Regions from separate parts of the Homo sapiens genome. Here all the other regions are linked to region 2. The links are chromatin contacts, found by Hi-C or POLR2A ChIA-PET in ENCODE. All regions are on one chromosome and are shown on one strand. The core of a region is the stretch at or near the end of the contact, and the rest is flanking DNA. Distances in the headings are between cores, read along the strand shown.

Region 1 (2,950 bases), core at 223-2,722, 140 kb before region 2:
AAGGTAGAGACAGCCAGGTGGAAGTGGCTGGAGAGGGTGCACATGAGGACAAACAGGAGGAGGGGCAGCAGGAGGGTGAGGTGGTGACAAGGGCGGGGAGGTAACCTGGACCAAGGAGACTGGACTCTAGCAGGAGGGAAATGACCCCCAGGGCGGGCTTAGGCAAAGTAAACATGATCACAGGGCAACATGCTCCCACAGGACTTTCTGCAGTAAGGAAGTGTGGCTATTGAGCCCTTGAAATAATGAGGCTAGTAAGACGCAGGAACTAATTTTTAAACATTATTTCCTTTCAATTAATTTTTTTTTTTTTTGAGACGGAGTCTTGCTTTGTCACCCAGGCTAGAGTGCAGTGGTGCAATCTTGGCTCACCGCAACCTCCACCTCCCGGGTTCAAGCAGTTCTCCTGCCTCAGCCTCCCAAGTAGCTGGGACTACAGGCACGCGACACCACTCCCGGCTAAATTGTGTATCTTTAGTAGAGACGGGGGTTTCACTTTGTTGGCCAGGCTAGTTTCGAACTCCTGACCTCAGGTGATCCACCACCTCAGCCTCCCAAAGTGCTGGGATTACAGGCATGAGCCACTGAGCCTGGCCCCTTTTAATTAATTCAAATGTAAATAGCTGCACCAGTTAGGAGGCTGTGAAGATGGTCCAGGTGAGGGAGGGTAGGGGCCTGAAATGGGGAGGCAAAGAAATGGGGAGGGCATGGACTCTAGGATTGTCAGGGCACTGGCTATTTAATATTTAACTTAACCACTCAGCCAGTACTGAAACAGTTGTTATGGAGGCCTGCGTTCGTGAGACCTGGCATGCCACAAGTGAGTAGAGCCAAGAAATCATGGAGACCCACTGAAAGAGGGGAAGGAATGCTCAGGGCCTTGGAGGTCTCCTGGGGGTCTGGCCGGGGCAATGGGGTGCTTATGTATCATCACTAGGAACAGAAACCCACGATGAATCAGCTTGGAGATGACAAGTGTGGTTTTGAACACATGGAAACTGAGAGGTCTTAGGACATCCCAGTGAAAGCATCTGGTAGGCTGTTCTGTGTATGGCTCTGATGCTCAGGAGGGAACTGAAACTGAAGACAGCCCTGTCAGTCATCAGAGGTCAAAAATCGGCAGCCCATAGGCCAGCTTCAGGTCACAGATGGAGGTTTAGACTGGCTCACACCATTGATCTCCCGAAGTGCTGGGATTACAAGCACTGCGCCTGGCCTCATCCTACCCACCTCTTCTTTTTTTAAAATTTAAGTTTTTCCATTTGCTGTACTTCATGCCAAGTATACACTCCCCTCCTGCCTGTTCCCAAGCCAGGGACCAAGGACTACAGGCCGGTACAGGATTTGCGCTTGGTTAATCAAGCTACAGTGACTTTACATCCAACAGTACCTAACCCGTACACGTTGTTGGGATTGCTGCCAGCTGAGGACAGCTGGTTCACCTGCTTGGACCTGAAAGACGCTTTCTTTCGTATCAGATTAGCTCCCGAGAGCCAGAAGCTGTTTGCCTTTCAGTGGGAAGATCCGGAGTCAGGTATCACTACTCAGTACACTTGGACCCGGCTTCCCCAAGGGTTCCAGAGCTCCCCCACCATCTTCAGGGAGGCGTTGGCTACAGACCTCCAGAAGCTTCCCACCAGAGACCTAGGCTGCGTGTTGCTCCAGTACGTTGATGACCTTTTGCTGAGACACCCCACGGCAGTCAGGTGCGCCAAGGGAACGGATGCCCTACTCCAGCGCCTGGAGGACTGTGGGTATAAGGTGTCCAAGAAAAAAGCTGAGATCTGTCGACAGCAGGTACGTTACTTGGGATTTACTATCCGACACGGGGAATGCAGCCTGGGATCAGAAAGAAAGCAGGTCATTTGCAATCTACTGGAGCCTAAGAGCAGAAGGCAAGTGAGAGAATTCTTAGGAGCTGTGGGGTTTTGTAGACTGTGGATCCCAAACTTTGCAGTATTAGCCAAGCCTTTGTATGAGGTCACAAAGTGGGGGACCGGGAACCTTTTGAATGGGGATCTCAACAACAGCAAGCCTTTCATGAGTTAAAGGAAAAAACTTATGTCAGCCCCAGCCCTGGGGCTACCCGATCTGACAAAGCCTTTTACATTGTATGTGTCAGAGAGAGAAAAGATGGCAGTTGGAGTTTTCATCCAAACTGTGGGGCCCTGGCCGAGGCCAGTGGCCTACCTCTCTAAACAACTAGATGGGGTTCCTAAAGGATGGCCCCTGTGTTTGAGGGCCTTGGCAGCAACTGCCCTGCTAGTACAAGAAGCAAATAAGCTGACTCTTGGGCAAAACCTGAACATAAAGGCTCCCCATGCTGTGTTGACTTTAATGAATACTAAAGGACATCATTGGCTAACGAATGCTAGACTCACCAAGTACCAAAGTTTGCTCTGTGAAAATCTCCGTATAACCATTGAAGTTTGGAACACCCTAAACCCCACCACCTTGCTCCCAGTATCAGAGAGCCCTGTCGGGCATGATTGTGTAGAAGTGTTTGACTCAGTTGACTCTAGTAGATCTGACCTCCGGGACCAGCCTTGGGCATCAGTAGACTGGGAACTACACGTGGACGGGAGCAGCTTCATCAACCTACAAGGAGAGAGATGTGCAGGGTATGCAGTGGTAACCCTGTACACTGTTGTTGAAGCCAGATCGTTGCCCCAGGGCACTTCAGCCCAGAAAGCTGAACCCATTGCTTTAATTTGGGCCTTAGAACTCCATGAAGGTAAGACTGTAAACATTGACACTGATTCTCGGTATGCCTTTTTAACCCTTCAAGTGCATGGAGCATTATAGAAAGAAAACGGCCTATGGAACTCTGGGGGAAAAGACATAAAATATCAACAAGAAATCTTGCAATTATTAGAAGCAGTATGGAAACCCCACAAGGTGGCAGGTATGCATTGCAGAGGACATCAGCGAGCTTCCACCTTGCTGGGTT
Region 2 (3,104 bases), core at 242-2,741:
TTTGAGACGGAGCTTTGCTCTTGCTGCCCAGGCTGGAGTGCAATGGCATGATCTGGGCTCACTGCAACCTCTGCCTCCCGGGTTCAAGCAATTCTCCTGCCTCAGCTTCCCAAGTAGCTGGAATTATAGGCGTGTGCCACTACACCCGGCTAATTTTTTGTATTTAGTAGAGACGAGGTTTCACCATGTTAGTCAGGCTGGTCTCAAACTTTTGACCTCATGTGATCTGCCCGGCCTCAAGACTCCTTTAAATGTGCCCTCCTCTGTGAGACTCTTCCCAACAATTCCTGTCTCTCTGATCCAATCCTGGGTCAGCCTTTTTTTTTTTTTTTTTTTTGAGACGGAGTCTCGCTCTGTTGCCCAGGCTGGAGTGCAGTGGCGTGATCTCGGCTCACTGCAAGCTCCGCCTCCCAGGTTCACACCATTCTCCTGCCTCAGCCTCTTGAGTACCTGGGACTACAGGCGCCGCCACCACGCCCGGCTAATTTTTTGTATTTTTAGTAGAGACAGGGTTTCACCATGTTAGCCAGGATGGTCTGGATCTCCTCTGACCTCATGATCCACCCACCTCAGCCTCCCAAAGTGCTGGGATTACAGGCGTGAGCCACCGCGCCTGGCCGGGTCAGGCTCTTTCTAATCTGTTTAAAACCATATCACCCAGAAGGTATTCAGTATATACTTATTTAAATGAATTGAAAGTCATATGAGCAGCATGGACTTACTACTTTAAAAACCACATTATTAGAAACCTAACACCTTGGAAGCTCTGCATATTCTGAATGAAGAATATACTAAACCACTCAGAGGGAAATAGTTATTAACCATTTTACCACAGACGACTAAACAACTACCATGGCCCTTCCCTTGTTTCAGCTGGTCTGGGTCTTAAAAAGACTTTGGAAAACCCAATCTACCCTCCTCTAGCAGCAAATCAATTCCCACAGTCAGCCAGGAGGTTCTAACCACTGCCCTACCTCTTTCAACAAGGAACAAGCCCTAGATTTTTGCTGTTTCTAAAAATATGCAGCTTTTAAATATATCCATCATTTTGGTGCTCTCTACTGCAGAGCTTAATAAAAGCAAAGCCACTGAAATTCAGGAGATGTCACAGCTCAAAGTACTCCCGTGTCAAGCAGAATGTCTGGGCATGACTGATGGCATAATTTCCCCACAGAACAACAGTCTTGTCCCACGTCAAGGAAACATACATAAAAACACGCAAAGTTCTCACAAATAAGATCCTCTGCGTTTTAGCTAGAATGGCAACAGTGATCTTTGTGGATGTTTTTTTTCTTTTTTAAGAATGGACTTGAAGCCAAGAATTTGAGACCAGCCTGGGCAACAAAGTGAAACCTTCCACAAAAAAAAAAAAAAAAAAAAAAATTGCCAGGCTTGGTGGCACATGCCTGACATCTCAGCTACTCAGGAGACTAAGGTGGAGGATCTCTTGAGCCCAGGAGGTTAAGGCTGCAGTCAGCTGTGATTGCACAATGGCACTGCAGCCTGGGCAACAACAGAGCGAGACCATATCTTAAAACAAAAAAAAAAAAAAAAAAAAAGGAATGCAATACCATTGTCACAAAAATAATGGTTTATCTTCATTAAAAAAATTCTTTACGAGGCAGGCGGATCACTTGAGGTCAAGAACACAAGACCAGCCTGACTGATGTGGCGAAACCTTGTCTCTACTAAAAATACAAAAATTAGTCGCTGTGGTGGCGCATTCCTGTAATCCCAGCTACTCAGGAGGCTGAGGCAGGAGAATCACTTGAACCAGGCAGGTGGAGGTTTCAGAGAGCGGAAATTGCGCCACTGCACTCCTGCCTGGGAAACAGAGCAAGACTCTGTTTCTAAATAAATAAATACATAAATAAGTAAGTAAAAAAATTCTTTTGCATTCATGTTCACATTTAATAGCTAGCTGAGCTATACCCTGAGACCTAAACAACCCCGAGCTCCTTTATCTTAAATTCTCGTCTTATGCCAAGGTCCAGTGTTTGGTTCATTTCCCTCATCTGAGAAAGACTTGGTCAACAAAAGGCAGTACAGGAAATAGTGCTGATGCTATGCTGGAGGCCCACACTGCCTTTATTTTCACCCCCACCAAAAACCCTTGGGCAACTGGTACAAGTCAATGATTCACCAAATCCCAACTCTAAGCTTTACTGGATGTCCTTAAACTCCCCTTGTGGTTGCTCAGAGATCAATGATTAGCTGTCACCACCTCACAGGAATCTGGCACACTCCTGTTTCTCAAAAGGGGCCCTGAAATTGAGCACTCCACTGCTCAGGTGGGACCAGCTGAATTTTAATAGATGTACGTACAGTTGCAAAGCTTAGAGAGGCAGGACTTCTGTAGTGGATAATTGTGTACTAGACCTTGGGAATCCCACGGAATGAGAGATTTTCTGTGAACCCATTATCTTATCTTATTACACGTCAGACTCCAAAAGAAGGGGAACTAGGAAACCAAATGACTCAATGCTGGTAGAAACAAATGCAGGGCCTCCAGCCTTCTCTACAAGCACTCTATCCTGCTGGGAAACTGATGAAAGCCAACCACAGACATGATGCCCTGAAGAACTTGGTACCTGAGCCAGACCCTGAGGTGGAGAGATCGTAGACAAGATCCTGGAGCGTCTTGTCTTTGGAGAGACACATCTCACATGAGGGATCTTCCATGTCCAGTCTCTGGCGGTTGTGATAGACACGCTGATGATAGTTAATGACAAGGAAAACAATGATGATGATGAGGAACAGGAGGAACACCGGGCCGGCGATGATGCCTACCAGCTCCACCGGGCCCCACATGGACGGGTGCTCAGGCTCCTTGAGGTGACCTGAGTCAAGTGAGAGAGGAGAGGGAAAGAATGAGAAGTAAAAACAAGGGAAAGAGTAAAAACACCCCCCTCAAAGTGAAGAGTGAAAAAGACCCCTTTCCCTGTCGATGTGTTCAGGCTCCCTTGATCTCTCTAATCTTCTGGGCTAGTCTTGCTGCCTAGATGCTCTCAAATGCCCAACTTCTTTAGTTAAGGCACCTCTTTCCACAGTCAAACCCACAACCCACTTTGTCACCTCACGCATTTCGTGGTACTATCCCCGCC
Region 3 (3,253 bases), core at 373-2,872, 250 kb before region 2:
GACCTGACTCCCTTCATGCTCACTGTGGACTCTGGCACCTGGGTCCTGCTTCCTCTCCACCCCGGGCTCCCTCATTCTCAGTGCAAATGACCCACCCAGCATCTTACCCTTTGAGTTCCTTGAGCTCCTCAATTCTTTCACTGCATCCTTTTTCTCTTGCCTACACCTGAGGTCACATTCTAGATCCTAAACTGCAGGACCATTGATAATAACTCTCACTGTCATTGGTGGATTCCTCAGCTACACCAGCACCCCCAGTCCTGAACTTGGCTGTTCCGTTTTCTCCCCACCCACCACCCTCCTTTCACCTTTCTTTCCAGCTCAGGCTCCCTGACCATTACTCTCACCCTCTGACCCCTGACTCTTCAGTCCCCACGTGGATAAATCTCCAGCCCTATTCAGCCTAAACCTCAGACTCCTCTCCTCGAGCTCTAGCCTGCAAAGCATTACTGGAGAAAGCCACATCCTTGGGGTCGGGTGTGACCACCAATGCAATCCCCATCTGAGCGGTATCCCCTTTGCCACTGGGCACTTCTCTCTGCCTTTGGTCAGCAGTGTCTCCTGGGCCTCCTCGTTGCTGGCCATTGACATCCTAGCATTTCCCATGTACCTGCTGAACTTTATGGGCTTGTAGAACTGGATGTGCAAAAATGGTTCCCCTACTTCTTGGTGAGGTTCACTGTGATGTACAAAGAACAGATGGCAAGCAAGAAGCAGGAGCTCTTTGGCAACCTGCAGGAGTTTGTGGGCCCCTCCAAGAAGCTCTCCCTGCTGGAGGTGGGCTGTGGCATGGGGGCCAACTTCAAGTACTAGCCACCTGGGTGCAGGGTGACCTGTATTGACCCCAACCCCAACTTTGAGAAGTTTTTGATCAAAAGCATTGCAGAGAACCAACACCTGCAGTTTGAGCGCTTTGTGGTAGCTGCCAGGGAGAACACGCACCAGGTGGCCGATGGCTCTGTGGACATGCTGGTCTGCACCTTGGTGCTGTGCTCTGTGAAGAACCTGGAGCAGAGTCTCCATGAGGTGTGCAGAGTGCTGAGACCGGTGAGTGAGTGGGGGAGGTGTGCTAACCTGGATGGAGTATCAGGCTGCATCCGGACACCTGTGGGCTCAGGCACAGCTCACACTGAGGGCGACCTTAGACAAGTCACTTTACTCATTTGTTTGTTCATTATTTATTCAACAGACATTTCAAGAGATTTTAAGAGTGCTGACTATGTGTAGCAACACAGTTTTCCTGGAGTGGGAAAATTAGTCTCAGAGGGATTAAATGAGTTACGCAAAGACACATGGCTCACAAAAATGGCAGAGACACAACTAAACTGAGGCACCTTAATTTCTAGGCCAGAGACCTTCTCACCATGCTGCTCCATTGGTGGCTTTCAACCTGGTGTCTTCTAAATCCCATCACAGAGTCCGGTTTTCTAAAGATGAGGATTAAAAATTCCCTATAGTGCATGCCAGAACATCTCCCTTCCCTAACAAATAAGAACTTGTAAGTACACAGATAGCCATCTTTATTGGCATCATATGTTATTCAGTTCTTATTCTGGGCCCTCACAAAGTCACCTACGTGCCATTCTCTAGCCCTTTTCCCTAGTGACAGTCATTAGTCATTGTTTCTGGATAGCGGGGGAAGCATACAGGGAAAGAATGTAAGAGATGGAAGAAAGGAGTTTCTCCAAACACATTGCTTATGGCACCACAGGGTATCTTTGAACACTATTTACTTTTCAGTGTTTCTTACTTCATTGATTATAATTATAAGGGCAATTAATCAATGCAGCCTCGTCATTAAAAAGAATTCAAAAATTAAAGAACAGTGGCCAGGTGTGATGGCTCATGCCTGTAATCCCAGCACTTTGGGAGGCCAAGGCAGGCAATTGCTTGAGCTCAGGAGTTCAAGACCAGCCTGGGCAACATGGAAAACCCCATCTCTTCAAAATATAAAGAAGAAGAAGAAGAAGAAGAAGAAGGAGAAGAAGAAGGAGGAGGGGGAGGGGGAGGGGAGGGGGAGGGGAGGGGGAAGGGAGGGGGAGGGGAGGGGGGGAGGAGGAGAAGAAGAAGAAGAAGACGGAGAGGAAGAAGAAGAAGAAGAAGAAGAAGAGCTGGGCGTGGTGGTACATGCCTGTACTCCCAGTTACAGTTACATGGGAGGCTGAGGAGAGAGGATCTCTTAAGCCAAGAAGAAGAAGAAGAAGAAGAGGAAGAGGAAGAAGAAGAAGAGGAAGAAGAGGAGGAGGAGGAGGAGGAGGAGGAGGGGAGGGGGAGGGGGGAGGAGGAGGAGGAGGAAGAAGAAGAAGAAGAAGAGGAAAAAGAAGAAGAGCTGGGCGTGGTGGTACGCGCCTGTAGTCCCAGTTACAGTTACATGGTAGGCTGAGGAGAGAGGATCTCTTAAGCCCAGGAGGCAGAAGTTGCAGTGAACCAAGATTGTGTCACTGCATTCCCACATGGGTGACAGAGTGAGACCCTGTCTCAAAAATAATGATAATAATAATAACAAAACCATTAAAGAACATAGAGGGGGGAAAATTGTAGCTACTCATGTTTCCCCTGCCTGGTATTTGGAAGTTTTTCTATCTACCGCAAGTTTACTAACAGTTACTTTCATCTTTCAAGTTATATTTGAACCCCTATTTCACTATCATCATACCAAAAGCATACAGTAATGTAATCCCCTCAATTTAGATCACACCTATAGCACCTTTTATTTCCCCATCCTCACCCCCACAAGCCCCTCCATCCCAAATCCTGGATTTGGTGGAAATAACCTGTCATTTTAGTTTCAAACTATTTCTAACGGTTTTTCTTCCCTGTCTTCTCTTTCATTCATCATTCATTTATTTAATACATATTCCACTAGATGTATTGGTCTCCACTGTTTCTCATGCTATTTGTCTTTCCCTATTGTGAGTTTTAAATTGTTTTGCTCATTTGTTTTTCAAATTTAAGTTTCAATTGCCTAGACTACCTTCTTGGATAGTTTCCTTAGAAATGGTTCATGGGGATACCTTTGTATATCTGAAAATGTCTGTCTTCTCCCCTCACACTTAAATAATATTTTGGCCAAGCTTCTTAGATCTGAGAACTTTCCCCAGAAATTGTGAGTATTGTTCCATGGTCCTTGGGCTTCCCAAATTGCAAAAGATGCCTTCAGTGGCCTTCTGATTCTCTTTCCTCTTCGGGTAACTGGTTTTGTTGTTGGTTGTTTTTACATCTGGAATTTTTTAGGATTTTTTTCTTTTGAAGT

Evidence for each region. A loop is a pair of places that touch in the nucleus more often than their neighbours do. ChIA-PET counts read pairs that join two places held with the same protein, here RNA polymerase II (POLR2A). Pooled maps may share reads with other maps.
Region 1: a map with no recorded cell type shows a loop between it and region 2 (7-fold over the local background). The contact joins the promoter of SMIM41-AS1 here to the enhancer-like site in region 2. A Hi-C loop is called at or near these places in 28 of 37 single-sample maps with no recorded cell type and 7 of 50 pooled maps. POLR2A ChIA-PET finds 5 or more read pairs at or near these places in 2 of 52 experiments (HEK293 and OCI-LY7).
Region 3: POLR2A ChIA-PET joins it to region 2 with 10 read pairs in T-cell. The contact joins two enhancer-like sites. POLR2A ChIA-PET finds 5 or more read pairs at or near these places in 2 of 52 experiments (OCI-LY7 and T-cell).

What each region holds. Positions count from the first base shown.
Region 1 is chr12:52,116,740-52,119,689 of GRCh38, reverse strand. SMIM41-AS1 (SMIM41 antisense RNA 1) reads left to right here and starts at 1,472. Exons shown (of 4, transcript XR_007063312.1): 1 at 1,472-1,797. RefSeq lists enhancers at 561-610, 641-700, 711-850, 1,171-1,410, 2,774-2,950.
Region 2 is chr12:51,976,063-51,979,166 of GRCh38, reverse strand. ACVR1B (activin A receptor type 1B) reads right to left here. Exons shown (of 9, transcript NM_004302.5): 3 at 2,592-2,840. Among named protein-coding and RNA genes, the nearest start is that of ACVR1B, 26 kb to the right of the region's middle. Within about 2 kb of position 1,491, at least 3 of the 41 ENCODE cell types and tissues checked have a DNase peak (open chromatin) inside an H3K27ac peak, as active enhancers do.
Region 3 is chr12:52,226,885-52,230,137 of GRCh38, reverse strand. It overlaps the pseudogene TMT1AP1. Among named protein-coding and RNA genes, the nearest start is that of KRT7, 4.7 kb to the left of the region's middle. Within about 2 kb of position 1,622, at least 4 of the 41 ENCODE cell types and tissues checked have a DNase peak (open chromatin) inside an H3K27ac peak, as active enhancers do.